Regions from separate parts of the Homo sapiens genome. Here regions 2, 3 and 4 are each linked to region 1. Evidence: chromatin loops called from intact Hi-C (ENCODE). Cell type or tissue: Calu3. All regions are shown on one strand.

Evidence for each region. Peaks named below come from ENCODE experiments on the same cell type or tissue, not always from the same donor. Only the 100,000 strongest peaks of a DNase experiment are listed, where the experiment ranks them.
Region 2: a loop joins it to region 1, with 30 times the contacts of the local background. A loop is called at or near these places in 3 of 110 quality-filtered maps.
Region 3: it touches region 1 in a loop (19-fold over the local background); 6 of 110 quality-filtered maps call a loop at or near these places.
Region 4: it touches region 1 in a loop (11-fold over the local background); 16 of 110 quality-filtered maps call a loop at or near these places.

What each region holds. Positions count from the first base shown.
Region 1 is chr1:200,274,251-200,279,250 of GRCh38, forward strand. No RefSeq gene overlaps it. Among named protein-coding and RNA genes, the nearest start is that of LINC00862, 97 kb to the right of the region's middle. In Calu3, no CTCF peak of the experiment used is centred here; a DNase peak (open chromatin) is centred at 2,421.
Region 2 is chr1:199,543,163-199,548,162 of GRCh38, forward strand. No RefSeq gene overlaps it. Among named protein-coding and RNA genes, the nearest start is that of LINC02789, 400 kb to the left of the region's middle. In Calu3, a CTCF peak has its summit at 2,740; a DNase peak (open chromatin) is centred at 2,809.
Region 3 is chr1:199,952,423-199,957,422 of GRCh38, forward strand. All of the region lies in intron 2 of LOC105371682 (a long non-coding RNA gene), which reads right to left. Among named protein-coding and RNA genes, the nearest start is that of NR5A2, 73 kb to the right of the region's middle. In Calu3, a CTCF peak has its summit at 2,482 (motif pointing right); DNase peaks (open chromatin) are centred at 2,489 and 3,789.
Region 4 is chr1:200,137,397-200,142,396 of GRCh38, forward strand. The region is part of intron 7 of NR5A2 (nuclear receptor subfamily 5 group A member 2); the gene reads left to right. Among named protein-coding and RNA genes, the nearest start is that of NR5A2, 110 kb to the left of the region's middle. In Calu3, a CTCF peak has its summit at 2,461 (motif pointing right); a DNase peak (open chromatin) is centred at 2,455.

The DNA of each region.
Region 1 (5,000 bases):
ATAGGCATGACTGATTACATCATTGGCCATTGGTGATCAACTCAACCTTCAGTCCCTCTCTCCTCCTTCAGGGCAGAGGTCGAGGGTGGGGGTTGAGGACAGAAGACTATAAATTCCAACCCTCTAATCACATAGTTGGTTCCTCTGGCAACCAGCTTCCATCCTGAGGCTATCCAGGCCCCACCACTACCCTAAAACACACACATATACCAGTTCATCGTGACAGCATGCAAATACACATCACTTTGGAGATTCCAAGGATTTTAGGAGCTATGTGCCAGGAACCAGAAGCAGAAACCAAATGTATATATTTGGTTATTATACCATAATATTACATCATTATAATTATATCATAATATTACACCATGTAACCTTCTTTTCAAGCATGAAGCCTAGCCCTGTGTTAGTAAGTGTCTCAGGCCAAGCCACTCAAGAACATTGCCTGTGGTCTATAGGATGCTGGATGGCCTTCTTCAAAGCCCAGAGCTTTCAGTATTTGGATAAATGTGGATCCTTCATGGACTTTGTGTGGGCTGCCTGACCACTCAGGCCTTTGTGAGTTGTGCTAAGAAGGGGGCTAGGGTTCTCTCTGCTCTTCAGGTAGCCACGCTAATATACTGTGGAGTTGGAATCAGCATTCGGGTTTCCTGACTGATCTCCGCATCTGGCTTCTCACAACCACCAATCACACAACATTCCCAGAGCTCTCATGGCAGATGTGCTGGCCCCATTCAGGACTCTCAATGACACCGTCCTCTCTGGAAATATTTTATACCAAATACAGCTATTACAATTGTGACTGTAAAAGAAAATAAATAAGGGAAAAACCTCTAGTTCCTGGACAAGTTTCCTTTTGCATGCTGTATGGAGCAGACCCAACTCCCCCAGCCCAAGCAACATTGATAAGAGTTGGGCTGTTCATACCTGTTACAGGAGTTTCCGCCTGAAGCAAATTATTGTTATTACCAGGTTATAAACCCTTAGAAGAATCCCTTAATGGAAAAGCTAACAGCCCATTAACTATAATGAGTGTCATATATAGGATGCGTTCCAGCAGAGGGAAGGCAACTGTGTTATCTCGGTCTTTGAGCAACCCCCGGGCTCATGACAAGGATGGTCGACACCAGACAGTGAGACCCTCCCGACAGGACAAACCACTCTGCCGTTATATGTGACTCTCTGGTCCCTGCATCAGTCCTGGAGAAACCCAGTTTATTTACAAGACCTGCCTTCCACCTTGAGAGAATGCAACACATCTGGGGGACAGTTTACAAAGAGGGGAAGTCAGCTACCGCCATCAGCAGACGTGAGACCGTTAGCCTCACACACCAGGCTGCAAGGCAGGGCCTGTTATCACAAACAAGCTGTTTGCTCACTGTTTGAATCTATTTCTGGAGACTGTTTACCTAAATGAAATTACTTATCCACTGGGGCAGGGTTCAAAGCTCAAAAGATAAGTGCAATCGGCTGTTAAAAAGATCCAAGCTTGGGAAAATGAGGGGGAAAGAACAAAGTCAGATTAATCCCAGGGGAAGAAAGTCTCAATGCCATAGAAATTACATGGCATTCCTTTAGACCATCAATTAATTTTAATTCCAAAAGTTCAAAGGCACTATTTAAAGGAACTAATTAATAGCTAATATTCTCCCCAGGGTGATCTAGTCTGGTTTACAAGAGCAACGGCATTGATGGGCTGAACGTTCGTTCCTTCTCTTGCTGATCATTACAGGTAACGCTAGCCTGAGTCCATGGAGGACAGATCTGGGAATTCCCATGCATGGAATAATAATGACACTTACTAGTCCTTACTCAGACTCTTGCTAAATTTTAGTTACTCTACCTCTGGGGACGTGGCTCACCGCAGTCATCCTTGAATTACGCTCTGTGGAAAAGTGGACCCTAAAGTCGAGGGTACATCTTGCTCTATGTAAGTTCTAGTATTGTTGTTCTTTACATAAGCTACTCTAGGGGAAAGTTCTTATTTGACTTTTTTTAACCTTAGGTGCAGAGTGTTGAGTTCATCATACTCCCACCTCCATTCAATGTCACTGGGCTGTACACGTGCCTTCTCTTTAATATTTTTTAAATTTCCTTTTGATCTTCCTACTCACTCCCATCCTCTCTCCTCCCACACATAGGCTGCTATCCTAAGGTGTTTAATGTTTATTTTGTTTGTCTGGATATCTCTGTCTTGTGTTCATGTATTTTTCCTTTTGCTCATAATCCTCTTACCCAAGTATTACTTTTATTCCTGTTACAATCAGGTCCTTGTCCATCTGCGTTTTCATTGTTTACGCATTGTAAGTAATATCCATGATAGAATATTTGTGTCCTGATTTTTAACATTTCTATAATGAGCTTTTCTTTTCTTTAGTCTTTGATAGACTTTTTTTCTTATCTCCCTGCACCCCCAGCAGGTGACCACTGCTAACAGCATGGGCAGGGTCTATCTCTCCACACGTCTTCAGGATCACTCAATCCTTTAAACTGGTAGTTACAGAAATGTGTGTGTGTGTGAGAGAGAGAGAGAGAGAGAGAGAGAGAGAGAGAGACAGAGAGAGAGAAAGTGAGAGAGAGAGAGAGAGAGAGGAGAGAGATTTGGTTTAATGAACTGGATTCGTAATCCATAGCTCTGTGGCTTGCTATTCTCATCTAAGAATATGTCATGATCATCCTTCCAGGGCAGTAGATCCGGATCTCTGGCATTCTTTTTTAATAGCTGTCTAGTAATTCATGGGATAGATGGATGTTCAGCAGTTCACCCAACCATCCCTCTACTGACGGGCATTTAGGTTGCACACGGTTTTTTATCACTACAAATAAAGCTGCATATTTATGCACGTGAATCCATAAATACTGGGGCTTTTACATCTATAGGGTAGATTTCCAGGAGGGTGCATAAATTTTTTACCTATATAAATGGTATTAAGTTAAATGCCACTTTGTATTTTTTATTTCTTCACTATGTACTATGCTTTTAATATCTATCCATGTTATAATTTGCAGACCTAATATGTTGGTTCTAACCACTGCACAATATTCCATAGTGAGCCCCCAGTTCACTTAACCTATCAGTCTCCAGATGCCTGTATATAATAGCAGCACAGTGGGTAAGGTGCTTTTTAAATACTACTGAAAGGTTAACGTGCTTAAAAATAAAGCACCAAGCCAGGTGGGGTGGCTCACACCTGTAGTCCCACCTACTACAGGGGTTGAGGCAGGAGGGTCACTTCAGCCCAGGAGTTTGAGGCCAGCCCGAACAACACAGAAGACCCCTATCTCTATAAATAAATAAATAAATAAATAAATATAAAGCATCAAATAGAAAACACGTAATTCCTGCTTTTTCAAACTCTCAATAGACTCGATTTTGGAAAACTGTTATGAGCAAACAGGGCACAAGAAAAAGGAGATCACAGGAATGAGGGGACTTGCATTTGTTGAAAATCTGTGTCAAGCACCTTACAAAAATCTTATTTGATTCTCAATGTAAACTTTGGAGGCAATAGTTTACTCACTGACCAGATAAGGAAACGAAGGGCCAGGTAGATTAAATGCATTCCTCGTACTCATGGTGGGACTGGGATTCAAAGCCAAGTCTTCTTGGCCCTTCCCACTACTCCTTGTGAACTGCAACCCAAACTAATGTCTCACTTTTTAGAAAAGGTCTCCTAAGGGGCATGGGGGATGGGTAGGGAAAGTACATGAGTATCACAAGATTGTCGATCTAAAATTTCATCCAAGGATTCTGAAAACACTGAAAATTGATATTCTTCTCAATGAAAATTAATGGACTTAATCTTCCAAAAAGCTTGGAAAGTCTAACCAATTTCTAGAGCTTTTGTGGGAAGACGCTGGTGTTACCAAGAACAGCATGATTATAGGTTAAATTCAGAGTTTTCCTGATTCGGGGAAGAGGCCAGGCCTCGCTCGCAAAGGAAAGGCCTCAGGAAGCCACGTGAAATGCGGTCAGATCATTAATGATGTTGCTGCGCATGGAAGGAGGGTGAAATGAATGCTCTGGAACAACAACAGATTTCTGCCCAGCGTCCTGGGACTGTCACAGGGTTCTTGTTTGGCACTGGACTTTCTCTTTCTAAATACAAGGGACCTGCCGTGGTAACCTGCTGTGGTCAGTTGTGTGGAAGGATCTAGAAACCATCATAATCCAGCCAGCAGCAGTTACTGGGCATGTATGCCAGGCCATGGGTAAAGCACAAAAGAGGAAGATGAAATGATAAATCAAGGATATTAACTGTTTGCATAATTTTTTGCCCCGGAATCCAGAAGCAAAACCGAGGCTTGATGCATTTAGAAATTTTAAAGTGAACTGAGACCCAGCACCTAACCAGCTCGGGTTGCTGGGTCGTCACTCGTGACACTCAGTTTCAAAGGCACAATAAGAGGCAAGGTTAGCTGCCCGGTCCTCTTCCACACCACTAAGCAGCCACCAAACCAGCTTGGGTTCTCGAGGAAAACAGTAGAGATAGAGAGAGGGAGGGGTGCAAGAAATTCAAATCATTTCACCAACGGAGTGTATTAGTCCGTTCTCACACTGCTAATAAAGACCTACCCAAGGCTGGGTAATTTATAAAGGAAAGAGGTTTAATTGACTCACAGTTCTGCATGGCTGGGAGGCCTCAGGAAACTTACAATCACGGCAGAAGGAGCCTCTTCACAGGGTGGCAGGAAAAGGAATGAGTGCTCAGTGAAGGGGGAAGCCCTTTATAAAACCATCACATCTCCTGAGAACTATCACGAGAACAGGGTGGGGGAAACCTACCCCATGATTCAATTATCTCCACCTGGTCCCTCCCACGACACGTGGGGATTATGGGAGCCACAATTCCAGATGAGATTTGGGGCTGGGCGAGGTAGCTCATGCCTGTAATCCCAGCACTTTGGGAGGCCAAGGTGGACAGATCACTTGAGGTCAGGAGCTCAAGACCAGCCTAGCCAACATGGCGAAACCCTGTCTCTACTAATAATACAAAAAAATT
Region 2 (5,000 bases), 730 kb before region 1:
AAGTGAGACCTAATTAAACTCAAGAGCTTCTACACAGCAAAAGAAACTATCAACAGAGTAAACAGACAACCTACTAAATGGAAAAAAAATTAACAAACTATGAATCAAACAAAGATCTAACATCCAGAAGCCATTAGGAACTTACATTAACAAGCAAAAAACAAACAATCCCTCCAAAATGGGCAAAGGACATAAACAGACACTTCCCAAAAGAAGACTACAAGAAGCCAACAAACATATGAATAAATGCTCCACATCATCATTAATCGTCAGAGAAATTTAAATCAAAATCACAATGAGATACCATTTCACACCAGTCAGAATGGCTATTAATAGAAAGTCAAAAAACAACAGATGCTGGTGAGGCTATGGAGAAAAGAGAACATTTAGACATTGTTGGTAGAATGTAAATGAGGTCAGCCACTGTGGAAAACAGTTGAGAGATTTCTCAAATAACTTAGAACTGCCATTCGACCCAGTATTACTGGGTATATATATTTAAAAAAAATAAGTTCTACCAAAAAGACACACACACTCATATGTTCATTGAAGCACTATTCACAGTAGCAAAGACATAGAATCAACCTAGGTGTCCATCAACAGTGGATTTTATAAAGAAAATGTGGTACATATACATCATGTAATACTATGTAAGCATAAAAAAGAACAAAATCACATCCTTTGCAGCAACATGAGTGCAGCTGGACATCATTATTCTAAGTGAATTAATGCGAGAACAAAAAAACAAATATCACATGTTCTCACTTACAAGTGGGAGCTAACTATTAGGTACTCATGGGCATAAAATGGCAACAATAGACATTGGGAACTGCTAAAAGGGGAAGGATGGGAGGGGGTAAGGGTTGACAAACTACTGGGTAGTATGCTCACTACCTGGCTGACAGAATCATTTATACTCCAAACCTCAGCAACATGCAATATACCCATGCAACAAACCTACACATGTACCTGCTGAATCTAAAATAAAAGTTGAAATTATAAAAAAATTATTGAAATGATTAAGGTAAATAAACAGAATTAGAAAAGAGATTGGGCATTTTACATGTCTCATTCTATCTCCCTATACTTATATGAGCTGGCCTAGATGTATATGAAACATCTTCAGTCCCCTGGATACACATAAGCTAGGGATTTCAATTATCCAGTTAAATGCACACACACACACACACACACACACACACACACACACACACACACAGACACACACCTGGTTCAGATGTTTAGAATCATTAGGAGAAGGAAGCATCATTGGAGATTAACCTCTAATTTCTACAGCAGGCAGAGAATATTGTTACAGCTGTAACCCTATGGATAGGACTATGAAAAAAACTTGAGAACCCAACTCAGGAATTATGCATATTCTAATACAGTTGAGCCTGAGATCCTGGAACACGTTATGTTTTTATTAAGAATTTGGGTAGGATACCTGACTAAACCTTTCTTTTCTGATGTCTGAAGCATGTAAGAATGAGAACAACATTCAAAATTCAATTAAAATCAAAACAAGCCTTAGTCATCAAATCAAAAAGGGTTAATAATGATCACACTGGGGAAGACTAAGTGAAAAACTGTCAAACTCTCTCCCACTCCAGCCAATAAAGTAAATAAAAGATATCACATCTCAGGTGGGATGACAGAGATCAGAGCTACCATTGGAGATGCAAATTAGGTGAGGACAGCAGTCTGTCTTACTTTTACTTATTTCACCAGTCTATTTCCTACAGAAATCAGATGGCCCTCGGAGAACGAACTATTTCCAGCTCAACCAAGTAGTAGAAGCTCCAATCATAGCTGCCATGCCAAACATAGTTATCATTATTAAAACAGATTTACAAAGCTCCAGGTATTTGATATGAGCCCATTAATTTGGTAAATGTGTTCTTTTCTATTCCAAATGGAAGAGAGACTGTAAAATGGTGCGCATTCACATGGAACAGATGATAATATTCACTTACAGCTTTGCTCCAAGGCTATGCTAAATCTACTGTCCTTTTTCATAATAAAATCTTAAGAAATCTGGGCCATCTGGACATCCTGCACAATATCACCTTGATCCCTTATATCAATGACATCCAGTTGACTGGACAGAATGAGCAAGAGGCGCTAGGCCTCAATAAATTATATGTCGTCCAGAAGGTAGAAAAGAAACCCTATGACGATTGAGGAAATTATCACTTCAGTAAAGTTTTTAGGGATCTAGTAGTCAGAGCTATACCAGGACATCACCTCCAAAGTGAAAGACAAACAGCTACATTCTACATTCCCTATACAAAGAAGGAAGCCTAATGGCTCATGGATCTCTTCAGACTTTGGAGGTAACATATTTCACTGGAGGAATAAAGTAATACTCCAGCTCCTAAACAAGTTAACATAGAAGGGTGATCATTTTAGGTGGAACCAGGCTGCAGTGCATACAATCTGGGAGATATTGAAACACACAACCTGGAAGATCCAACATTGGGAAAAGATGCAATGTGAGGATTATGGCAAGCACCAGTGACAGAAACACAATGTGTCTCTGGAGCAAGGTGCAGCCATCTACAGTGGAGAATTAAATGTTTTTTGAGAAACAGTTTCTGCATATTTCTAATCACTGGCAGAAACAGAATATGTGACCAGGAGGCACTAAATAACCAAGCATGTTGAACTTCTCATTGGAAGGTGGATTTTGTTGGACCCAAATAGTCATCAAATTGGGTGAACTGAACGTTGTAAGATGGAAGTGTTGCATCTGCAACCCAGCCCAACCACAGCCAGAGGGCACTAGTAAACTGCACAAGCTCTTAGTCCAGTCACCAGTCAGCCATGTCACATACCAAAGGTGCACCAGCACCCCTCCCTCAGCTCACACCTAAGGCCATATGGGAGTTTCATAAGACCAGCTGAAAAAGAAGGAAGAAGGAGTCAGGCTCTGTTGACATATCAATTGGCCAGACACATGAGGCAAAGCCAAAAATATATGATGATTTCATTCCAGCCACACTTACAGGTGGCCTTGAATGAGAGTGAAGAGAGAAAATTTTACCAGTAGGTAGACCAGAAAGTGGTGTATCTGTTCATTCAAGTGGCGTGGAAGGGAAAGTGGGCCAATGCTAGTATATATGGAGGTTCTGGGCACTGTCCAGTAGCCTAACAGAGACACAGAAGGAAGAACTGGAAGATCTGGTAGTTGCATACAGAAGTGAAAACAAAGTGTGAAAATCTTTGTGTCACATCTTAATGCCCACCAGAAAGCATACACCAGGGAAGAGGTACTAAATAACTGAGAAGATAACTCATCCAGTTAATATTAGCCAGCGATCATCACTGGCAACCACAGAACAAGGGGTAAATGAAAGTAATAGTCATGGTGTAGTCATGGTGTAGTCATGGTGAAAGACTTGGAGGTGATGCATGGGCTCAGTAGTATGGACTTCCACTTCCTAAGACTAATCTAACTGCTGCCATCTCTGAACGTCCAACCTGCCAACCATACAGACCAACACTGCATTCCCAGTATGATGATATTACTTGAGAAAATCAACTGGCCTGTTGGTGGTTAGTGACTGCATTGGTCCTCTTCCATTTTGGGAGGGCCAGGGGTTATTACTCGTAGAAACAGATGCCTCTACTGGCTATGGTATTGCCCTTTTTGCTCACAAAGCCAGAGCCGGCACTATCTTGGGGATCTGGGGTTTTACAGAGTCCATGATTCCCAGCCATGGAATCCCACACAACATAGTGTCTGACAGGGAACTCACTGCACAGTGAAGGAGGTATCAGAGTAGACTCATGATCCTGGTTTCCACTGGTCAAATTATTTACTGCACCATCTAGAAGCAGTCAGACTCATGTAGCACTGGAACTGTCTGTTGAAAATGTGACTGAAGTGCTAGCTTAGAAGCAATACTTTGTAGGGATTACATTCCAGGATGCACTATATACACCTAATTAAAGAATCTCAATATGGTGCTGTTTTCAATAAGAAGAATATGTGACTCAGAGCACCAAAGAGTAGAAGCTCAAGTGGCCTCAATTAACATCCCTACTAAAGACCCACTGATGCACTTTGTGCTTCACATACATATAACTCTATGTTAGAATTTCTGGTCTTCAAAGGAGCCCACTCTTGCTAAGGTACACACCATGGGTCTCATTTAACTATAAAGCATGACTGCCCCTGAGCACTTTGGACTCATTTTGTCCAGGGACAAGCAGGCAGAAAGAGGAATTACCATCATGGTAGGGTGTTTGATTTTGATAATCAGAATATAGTGCTTCTTTCACTCCACAGGTAGAGTGAGGGATACAGGTGGAACCAAAGTGATTCATTGGATTCGCTTAGGATGATCCACTCCCTGCCTATTTAGAACTATGGAAAGTGCAACATCCCTGGCCTAAGAAACATTATTATTACATGGCATTCAAACCCCTCAGGAATAAGGCTTGGATTATACCATCAACTAAGCCACCAAGACCCATGGACATCAGCCTGATGGCTGAAGTTGGAGAGAAGTTAGGACAGATAGTGGACAAAGGAGGTGGTAAGTACAAATCTCAGCCCTGAGACTAACTACAGTGATGAGGGTTGCATTTTCTTATACTCGCCTCTCTCCTAGATCTCCCCTCAGGAGGAGAGGCCTACAAGAACCATGGAGGAGCTCCTTTCTGAACTCAGCTATAGATAGGATACTGTACAGTGGAAATGGTATACTGAGGCAGCCATAGGTAAGCCACTCAGATCTCCCTTCAAGAGAGAAGCTGCCGGAAGGAGGATAGCTAGTTAGTTCCCCAACTGTAGCTGCTGTGCCTTAGGGATCCATCGCAGGATCCACTCCAGGGCCCCACTCTCACTAGGCTGCTTGCAGAAAATGCCCGAGCACAGTAGAAGGTGAGGGGAGTACTGGAGCCTGACCACTTCTACCCCTTCATGGGATTCTTCTAACAAATTTTGCTCTGGAGCTCTTCATAGGCCTGGCCAAGACATTCCTTCTAGAGGT
Region 3 (5,000 bases), 320 kb before region 1:
AATTATCTACTGTGCCAGAATGTGAGAGTGGCTTATGAGTTTTATCTTAAACTCAGGAGGCTGAGATGGGAGGATCACTTGAGCCCAGGCAGTGGAGGCTGCAGTGAGCCATGACTGTGCCACTGTACTACAGCCTGGGCAACAGAGTGAGATTCTGTCTCAAATATATATATATATACACACACATATATATATATTTATACTTATATATAAATATATATATGCCTCTACTATATATATCATATATATATCGTATATGTATATATATATCAAATATATATATCAAATACATATATATCAAATATATATATATATATATACACACACACACTACTCTGTTTAAAATATGTGAGAGATTTGTTTAATACCTAAATGAATGATGTTAGGCTTCATCATCAGGGTTTGTTAAGAAATAAAAATTGAAAGTAAATTTAAATATCAAAATGATACAATGTTTGTAAAGTGCTTAGTTCAGTACCTGACACAAATATTCATTTCCTTTCTTTTCTGCTTTATTCAAGTAATACTAAAGGCTAAGGCTATTGGAAGATTATGTGGGTTGGGCAAGGCAGCTCACACTTGTAATCCCAGCACTTTGGGAGTCCAAGGTGGGAGGATCACTTGAGGCCAGGAGTTTGAGACCAGCCTGGGCAACATAAGTGATACCCTGCCTCTAAAAAAAAAAGAAAAAGAAAAGAAATGAAAGGTTATGTGCAATTGATGTTGGGTGTTCTGCTTTATCAGTATTTGTTTTAATCAAATAAATCAAATACATTCTACGTTCAGTTACTTCCAATCTATGTCACCTCTTCCATGTTCTTTTAGTACTTATACACGTCTATTATAATAGTATGATTCAATTAATATACAGATAATAGGCAACCAAATATTTTACAAAATACTATTCAGTAGTTTTGGTTATAGTATCTTGTAGAAAGATATTCAGGATACAATTAAACATATACACACATTATAGGTGAGAAAATAGATGCATGAAGAATGTAACTTGTTTAAGGTCAAGAATATAACCAAAAGGAGTAGCAAATAATGTCTTTTCTTTCTAAAAGTTTGCCATAGCTGAAACACAACAGGAATCAGCATGCTACTTGACATTATAAATGCATTCCATCAGGTGCCCAGGCATATGAAAATTAGGTGTTCCTGCTTTATTCATAAGTTAGACATCAACTAACATTACTCTGCAGCAAATTCCTCTACACAAGGAAATCTATCTAAATCCTTCCAAAATGTCCTAATAAGAAAATAAAATAAGTAGAATTAAAGCTGTACTAGGCTAGGGCACATTTATATTACTGACAACTATAGATTATTCAGTAATACCTCTCAGTGCACCAGTAAGCAGAGAGCATGGAGAGCTAATAAAAGTAATGAAGTCTTCGTAGTACGTGAACTCACTGCTATTAAATCTCTTCTGAGAAATAGGATGAGCCTGCCAAGTTTGTTGGGAGGAAGGCTGAATGTGTAGGCTGTTGAAGTGAAAATAAGTAGAGCCATACGGCAATGGTGGCTGAGAGAGATAATGGCATTAATGCCCAGAAACTGAGTGCTTTACCTAGCCTTCAACTTTATTAGGAAGCAACGATGACATAAAACTGGATAGGGTTTATCACGTTTGTACTTGTCAGCTAAATCTACAGATAAAAATTATAGTTTTATAATAATCCAAAGCTTGAGTGTACCATGTGGCTATCAATATTGAGGAGCCAATAGAGGTATAGCTACATAACATAAACGTTATATTTTTCATGTGATGGCTGACCATCATTTGCCATGACTGTTTAAGGAGAGGAAAGCCCATTGAAGCATCCTAGTTACTCAGAATCCCTGAAAGGCCATGATGATGTTGAGGTCTATAGAAAGTGCTACTCAAGCCGGGCGCGGTGGCTCACGCCTGTAATCCCAGCACTTTGGGAGGCCAAGGTGAGTGGATCACAAGGTCAGGAGTTTGAGACCAGCCTGGCCAATACAGTGAAACCCCGCCTCTACCAAAAATATAAAAAATATCTGCGCATGGTGACGTGCGCCTGTAGTCCCAGCTACTCAGAAAGCTGAGGCAGAAGAATCGCTTGAACCCGGGAGGCAGAGGTTGCAGTGAGCCGAGATCACGCCACTGCACTCCACCCTGGACGACAAAGCGAGACACCATCTCAAAAAGAAAAAAAAAAAAAGTGCAACTCAAGTTGTGGGTCAGTCAAGGATTAAGCAGACAACGCAGCATGCCGGTACAGTATCCTGAGGTAGTAACAGTGTGGCACATCTACCACCTCTAGCACTAAAGGGTCAAGGGAAGGGAAATGTTACTGGAATCCAGAGAGAGAAAAGACTGTGCAGAAAAGATCACGCTACAGGAACTGTAACCTTCAGAAGAGAGACAAAGTCTGCTGCAGCTACTCTACAGGGAGGGAGATGGAGGAGTAAGGCCCCAACCCCTCTTCCCTCTGCTCTCCAGCAGGGGCCGCCCATTGACTGAACCCAACCAAAAGCCAGGGGACAGGGGAGTCCTGGGAAGTGGTCTCGGGGGCACTGAGCAGGCTGGATGGAGTAGGAAGGATAAAGATCTGAAGGGGTAAATGGAAGATAGCCCTACTGTCTCCCTAGTTTTGCCTAAGTAATTATTTTATTAATAATTCCCTATATTATTTGCTTGGTTTTCTCTCCAGGAGGAACAGTTCCAACATAAGAGTGGGTGAAGCACATTAAACCCCAATAATCAACTTCCTTAAGCATTTCCAAGTAACATAATCTCCTACTTCCCTACAAAAAAAAAAATCAAAAATTCTCACTTAAATCCCAGGAGATGTTTATTTTCATCCTACAAAGAATGTCTGTTGTTGAGTGATGACGTTTCTTTAAAGAGAATAATTAAAGCTCTCTGTTTTTTTTTTTCCTTTTACAAATCAGGTGAGCAATGTACTCACTCTGAACAATGACAGTGTTTTGGCTGCTTGTGAACCCTGGAAATATTGATCAGTTAAAAATATTCGGACTTGCATCTCTTGAATTTGCTTACTGCAGCCCTTCTTCCTGGTGGGCCGGGAAAGCACCAGCAATTTTGTTATCATGATAAATTACCCTCCCTGGTAGGTCACTCTTTTTTACCTAAAGTCACAATTTGCTCCTTCCGTTAGGTCATAACCTGATTTTTTTCAGGGTGACAGATTTATTGCTTGCTTTGTGCTCCAAAAAAAAAATCACCAACATTGCTCAAAATATAGTCCTGTCACAGTAACTTTGTATATTTCCCAATGGGAATGAGACTCAGCATGTATATTCCAGTTTGAACATGGTAGAGTGGGCATTCCCACGTTTCTCTGGATTGAAGCTGGGAGGACAGTACTTAGGTTTAAGTCACACTGCCAGTGTAAGGAATTGATAAGCAAGTATTAATATTTGTTGACAGAGTCTTAGGGGATCTTTTCTTCTTTTTAGGAAACTCAAAAAGCCAACCAAACAGCTATTCTGATCTCCAAAGCAAGCCTTTCTCATGGCTGGGATATTTTCCTTGGCCATTACGGAAGTGTAAATCCCCCGTAAATGTCCCTAAACTTGAGAATGAAGCTGTGATGCCTTCGTGGTTCAGTAAGATCATGTAGCAGAGCTCTCACAGTGTAATGTGGACTAAAGTTATGAACAACAAACAATTCCAGGCCTGGTCCATAAAAAGAAACCTACACTCGGCCCTCCATGCTTCCTTCATCAACCTGCCTGCTGAGGGTGCTGCAAGTCTCCAACCCGCACCCAGTCCCACTCCTGCACCGCACACTTTCAAATGCAGTTCTTCCAAAGAAAGTCCCAGCTCTGTCCACACTGGGGCCCCTAATCTCAGCTGAGTCTTTAACACAGGCCAGCATTCTAAGGTCTATTCCTAGTCAGCTGACCACTCCTTCTTTAACCTAAATTCATCCTCCTCCCCAGACAACTAATCCTCTCCTGATCTCAGTCAACAGCACCACAATCATCAGAAAAATCCTTTAGACGCTTCCCCCTCCCTGACTCATCCACCTGAAAAGTTACATCTCCTAAATATGCCCCAGATCCTTCAGGGTGTGGTGTGATCCAAAAGTGGAATACCATTCAATGGTTTTAAAAAACACTAACAATAAATGAGTAAAAAATAGCTGCATGTTTCATTATAGATAAACCTCAATAACATAATATTGAATGAGAAAAGTCACAAATAAATATATATTGTATGGCCGGGCACAGTGGCTCATGCCTGTAATCCCAGCACTTTGGGAGGCCGAAGCAGGCGGATCACCTAAGGTCAGGAGTTTGAGACCGGCCTGGCCAACATGGTGAAACCCGATCTCTACTAAAAATACAAAAATTAGACGGGTTTGGTGGCAGGTGCCTGTAATCCCAGCTACTTGGGAGGCTGAGGCAGGAGAATCGCTTGAACCTGGGAGATGGAAGTTGCAGTGAGCTGAGATCACTCCAGCCTGGGCAACAGAGCCAGACTCTGTCTTTAAAAAAAAAAAAAAAAAAAAACACGCATATGGTATGATTCTGCTTATATATAGTGTGAAAACAGGCAAAATAAAGCAGTATTTCACCTGTCATGAATGGCATTCTATGGCAGGTTGTATGACAAGGCCAAATATAGGTGGCCATTGTCTATATGTTAGGGACTGAATGTTTGTGTCCTCCAAAAATTCGTACGTTGAAACCTAATTCCCAATGTGATGGTGTTTGGACAAGGTGGAGCCTTTAGAAGGTGATCAGGTCATGAGGGTGGAGCCCTCATGAATGGGATTAGTGCCCTTAAAAGAAGTGGCCAGCAAGCTTACTTTCTTTCTGACAGATGACAATTTAATGAGAAGACAGCAGTCTACAACCAACCATGCTGACATCCTGATCTGGGACTTCCAGGCTCCAGAGTGTGAGAAATAAATTTCCATTGTTTATAAGACATCCAGTTTATGGAACTTTGTTATAGCAGTTCCAAATGACTGAGAAAATACTCCTTCTTCTCTATATTA
Region 4 (5,000 bases), 140 kb before region 1:
CTGAAGTGATCTGCCCACCTTGGCCTCCCAAAGTGCTGGGATTACAGGCGTGAGCCACCACACCTGGCCCAGATTTTACTTTTAATATGAAGAAACATCTGCTGTCTAAATTCCTATCCTCTTACAAATATTTACTGTGAACAGAATTTGATAATTGATTGAAAATCATTACCAGATTATTAGCCTAGATTATTAGCAGATTCTCCCTTTCCTAATATTGCCAGCATCAAACTCAATGGAGTGAAAGAAGAAGGAATGAAGATTAAAACATGAATTTGTGTACGTTTTTAAGTATTTTAAGAATACCAAAATAAAAGTGTCATATGAATTTCTTAGTATGTTTCTGATATAGACAGGATAGAGTTTAGTAATTAGCAATTTCTTCTAATTTTTTTTAAAAAAAGTTTATTGTTGTTACTTGCTACAAGAAATTATGGGACAAATTGGATAACCACATGTGCTGGCATTTGTCCAGGACAGCCCATATCAAAAGGGATTGGGGTCCATGATACTGTAACAGTATCATTTCTAATTATAACTTCAAGGAAATTCCTCTCTCAAAGAGGTAGCTAAGAAACTTATTCTTGTCTTACAAAAGAATAGGGTTTTTAGGATTTAAAAACAGGTTGATGTGCCATTTTTCCTCCAACTTATGTATTTTAGATTCTATTTTGATTTTCACTGATCCATGGTATTTCGTTATATAATGTACCCCACAGTTTATTGATTCATTCTCCGATTGGTGGATATTTATTACAAACAATGTTAAAAGAACATTTTTCTCCATGTCTTCCTGTAATATATTGTTGGACAATCACTCTATTGTTGGACAATTACTTGCAACTCTAGAAACTGTCAAAGTGTTCTCCAAAGTAGCTGTACCAAATTACATTTCTAGGCGTAGTAAATGAGAGCTTCTATTTTTCCATGTCATCACCAGCACTATAATACAGATGCTGTCATTATTCTGTTTTAATTTGTATTTCTGATTACCAGTGATATTGAACATCTTTCTGTTTCTTTGAAGTACCTGTTTATCAATGTTTTTCCATATAATTTTTGCTTTTTAAATTTTCTTAAGAAATCCTTCCCAACCTTGGAGGTCTTAAAGTACATTCTCCTTTAATTTTTTTCCAAGTGTATTAAGGCCTTGCTTTTCTTAATATGAATCTTTAATGTCCAGAATTTAATTTTGTGTATGGTGTGAGGGGGAGATCTAGTTTTTATTTTATTTTTCTTAAGGGTAGTCAGTTTTTCCCACACTGCTTACTGAATCGCTTGTCTTTCCCACTGTTTTTAATGCCACCTCTCTTATGTATTCAAGATCTGTATATGTGTGGGTCTCTTTCTGGACTTTCTACTTTGTTCCTTTGGCCTATTTGATTATCTCAGTGCTAATCTCACATGTTTTATGCATTTTTATAATAAATCTTAATATCTGCTTGAGTAGTCCCTCCACCTTTTATTTCAAAATAGTCTTAATTAGTCTTAGGCTTTTGCTTTTCCACATGAATTTTAGGTTTGGCTTGCTGTTGTTCCACAAAGAACCCAGTGGGGTCTTGAGTAAAATTGCATTGTATTTAGAGATTAATTTGGAGAAAAATTATTTTCTTGGGAGTATTGAGACTTTCCCGTTCATGAACATAGTTCATCTTTCCTTTAGTCAGGTGTACTCTGATGTCCTTCAATAAAGTCATACAATTTTCTCCACAGAGGTATTGTACATCATTTGTTACTAATTTATTCTAGCTATTATATAGAGTTGGTTTTTATAATGCAAACCTTTTCTGTAGTTAATATCCATGTGGCTGGATATTTTTATATTGCATTTTTATTTAACAAATCTACTAAATGCCCTTATTATTTGAAATGGCTTTTCTGTAATTTATCTTCAACCTTCTGTGTAGACATTCATAGTCTGAAAATAAATACAGATTTATCTTTTGCTTTTCTGGATTCCATTTCTGATCTTATTTTGTTGGTTAGACAATATTGACTTGGTGTGATAACAGGTACTCTTGTCTTATTTCAGTCTTTTATAGGAATCATTCTAAAGTCAAATGACTTGATATGAAAAGTGTTGTCTATTTTAGTAGTCTTCTTTTTAGTAGAAAAAAGAGAAGAAGCTATTGATCTTGGAGAGAGATCCAACAGCTATTTTTTCTTTGCCTTTTATTTCAACAAATTATTCTCTTATCTTTTGTTATTTTATTGTTCTGGTTCTAGCTTCTTCAGTTGACGATTTTATTCATCTAATTTTCAGCCATACATTTTCATTGTTCTTTTGTTTTGTTTTGTTTTGTTTCTCATTTGATGAAAGCATTTAGTATTAGAAAGTTGCCTCTTGGCACAGCCATAGTTGTATTTGTGGAAGTTTTGATATTGGAGACAGACATTCAAGGCTGCTGTGGGTTTATGCAAGTCACTGTACAGAACTCTAGGGGGCACCACTCACACTATAGTATATATCAATGCATCCCTAAGAGTTGTGTGGTACACAACACCAGTAGCCCTGTCTGGTAGCCCTACGTCCAGTGCTAAATATTTTGTCATCTCGATTGTAATCGAGATTTATTTCACAATGGGTTTTAAAATTTCCAAACAAATGGAGGTTTTGATTATCTTTTTATTTTTGGATTATAAGATGATTTCACTATGAGGTTATGCATATTACTGAAACTTTCTTTTGATGTGATATTTAGTTAATTTTAATAAATATGGCATATATGACACAGTCTCAATTTTAGATGTCAGTATTTATTTCTTTATATCATTATTGATAAATTTGTTATATCTTCTGTGTAGATTATTTCTTTTATTATTATCGTGTGCTTCTTATTTTCTTTCTTTCTTTTCTTTTTATAGAGACAAGGTCTCACTATGTTGCCCAGGCTGGTCTCAAACTCCTGAGCTCAAGTGATCCTCTCGCCTCAGCCTCCCAAAGTGCTGGGATCACAGGCGAGCACCACCACACCTCGCCACTTATTTTCTTTTAATGTTTTGATCTTTTAAATCTGCTTTGTCTGATATTAAGAATGTTTTATCAGCTTTTTAAAATTAAGATTGACATCTTTTTTCCCATTCTCCTTGTTTTCTCCTGTTCAGTTGATTTAGTGGAGTTTCTTGTGTTTCTGTGATTTAGGTGGTTTTCCTGTAAGCAGCAGATGTCTATATTTTATTTGGCTTTTCTTTAATCTAGCCTACAATCCCTTTAAACTTTTAAATTTGAGATCATTTTAAATCTACAGGAAGTTGGATGTTAAGATACATATAGGGGAGTCCCAAGTACCCTTCATCCAATTTCTCCAATGGCAACATCTCACATAACTATCCTCAATCTAAAAATCAGAAAGGCAGGGCGCAGTGGCTAACGCCTATAATCCCAGCACTTTGGGAGGCCAAGGTGCATGGATCACCTGAGGTCAGGAGTTTGAGACCAGCCTGACCAACATGCAGAAACCCAGTCTTTACTAAAAATACAAAAATTAGCCGGGCATGGTGGCACATGCCTATAATCCCAGCTACTTGGAAGGCTGAGGCAGGAGAATTGCTTGAACCTGGGAGGTGGAGGTTGCAGTGAGCTGAGGTCATGCCATTGCACTCCAGCCTGGGCAACAAGAGATAACTCCATCTCTAAACAAACAAACAAACAAACAAAACCAGGAAAATGGCATTGGTATAGTCTGTAGACTTTACCAATTATTCAGTTTGCATATTTCACCAGTTTAAATGCACTCGTTTGTGTGTTTGTATGTGTTGGGGGGTGGGTTCTGGCAATGTTATCACATGTAGGTTCATGTTACTACCAACATAATCATGATACAGAACTTTTTCATCACCACAAGTTTCCTTTGCGCTAGCCCTTTTATAGCACCCACCCCTCCCTCCATTCTTAACACCTGACAATCACTAATCTCTTCTCCATCTCTGTAATTTTGATATTTCAAGAATGTTATATAAGTATATAGTATGTAACCTTTTGGAATTGGCATCTTTCACTCAGCAATATTCCCCTAAGATTCATCCATAAGTGTATCAATAGTTTGTTCATTTTTATGATTGTGTAGTGTTCTTTGGTATGGATATACCACAGTTTGCTTAACCCTTCACTTATTGAAAGACATTTGAGTTGTATACATTCAGTTTTGGGGTACTACAAATAAGCTGCTATGAATATCATGTATGGGTTTTTATGTAAATATAAGTTTTCATTTCTCTTGGATAAATGCCCAAGAATGCACTTGTTGGGTCATATGGGAAACATAGGTCTATAATCTATTTTTTAAGAGGTGAGTTTGATCTATTTACTAATAAACCATCCTAGTTTTTGTATGTAGGAAATGTTTTAAATTTGGCCACTTCTTGGAAGATAGTTTAGGTGAATATAAAACTTGAAGTTGACAATATAGTCTCTTAACACTTGGGAAGTCTTTTGGAAGTCTACTGTCTTTTCTTTTTGATAATTTTTAAGGTTTTTCTTTATTGCCAGTGTCTTATATACTTTTACTACAAGGTGTCTGAGTATACCGGAAGTGCACATCCAATTAGAGGGCACTGAAGAATTCTGCTATTCTCTTTTCATATGTCACTTCTATGCAAATCCCTCTGCTAACTCCTATCAGGCATATGTTGGAGCCTCACAGTCTACTGTGTCTTCTAGTTTTTAAGCTTTTTTCCCCCTTTTATCTCACTGTGCTGCTTTTTGCATAATTCCCTCTTCAACTATATCCAGTCTAGCACATATACCATCAACTTAGTGTTTTGAATAATTGTTTTTTGTTTTAAAGACTTCTTTTTTTTTTTTTTTTTTTTTTTTTTTTTAAGATGGAGCCTTGCTCTGTTGCCCAGGCTAGAGTGCAGTGACACGATCTCAGCTCACTGCGACCTCTGCCTCCCGGGTTCAAGTGATTCTCCTGCCTCAGCCTCCTGAGTAGCTGATATTACAGGTGCCTGCCACCACGCCCGGCTAATTTTTGTATTTTTATAGAGATGGGGTTTCC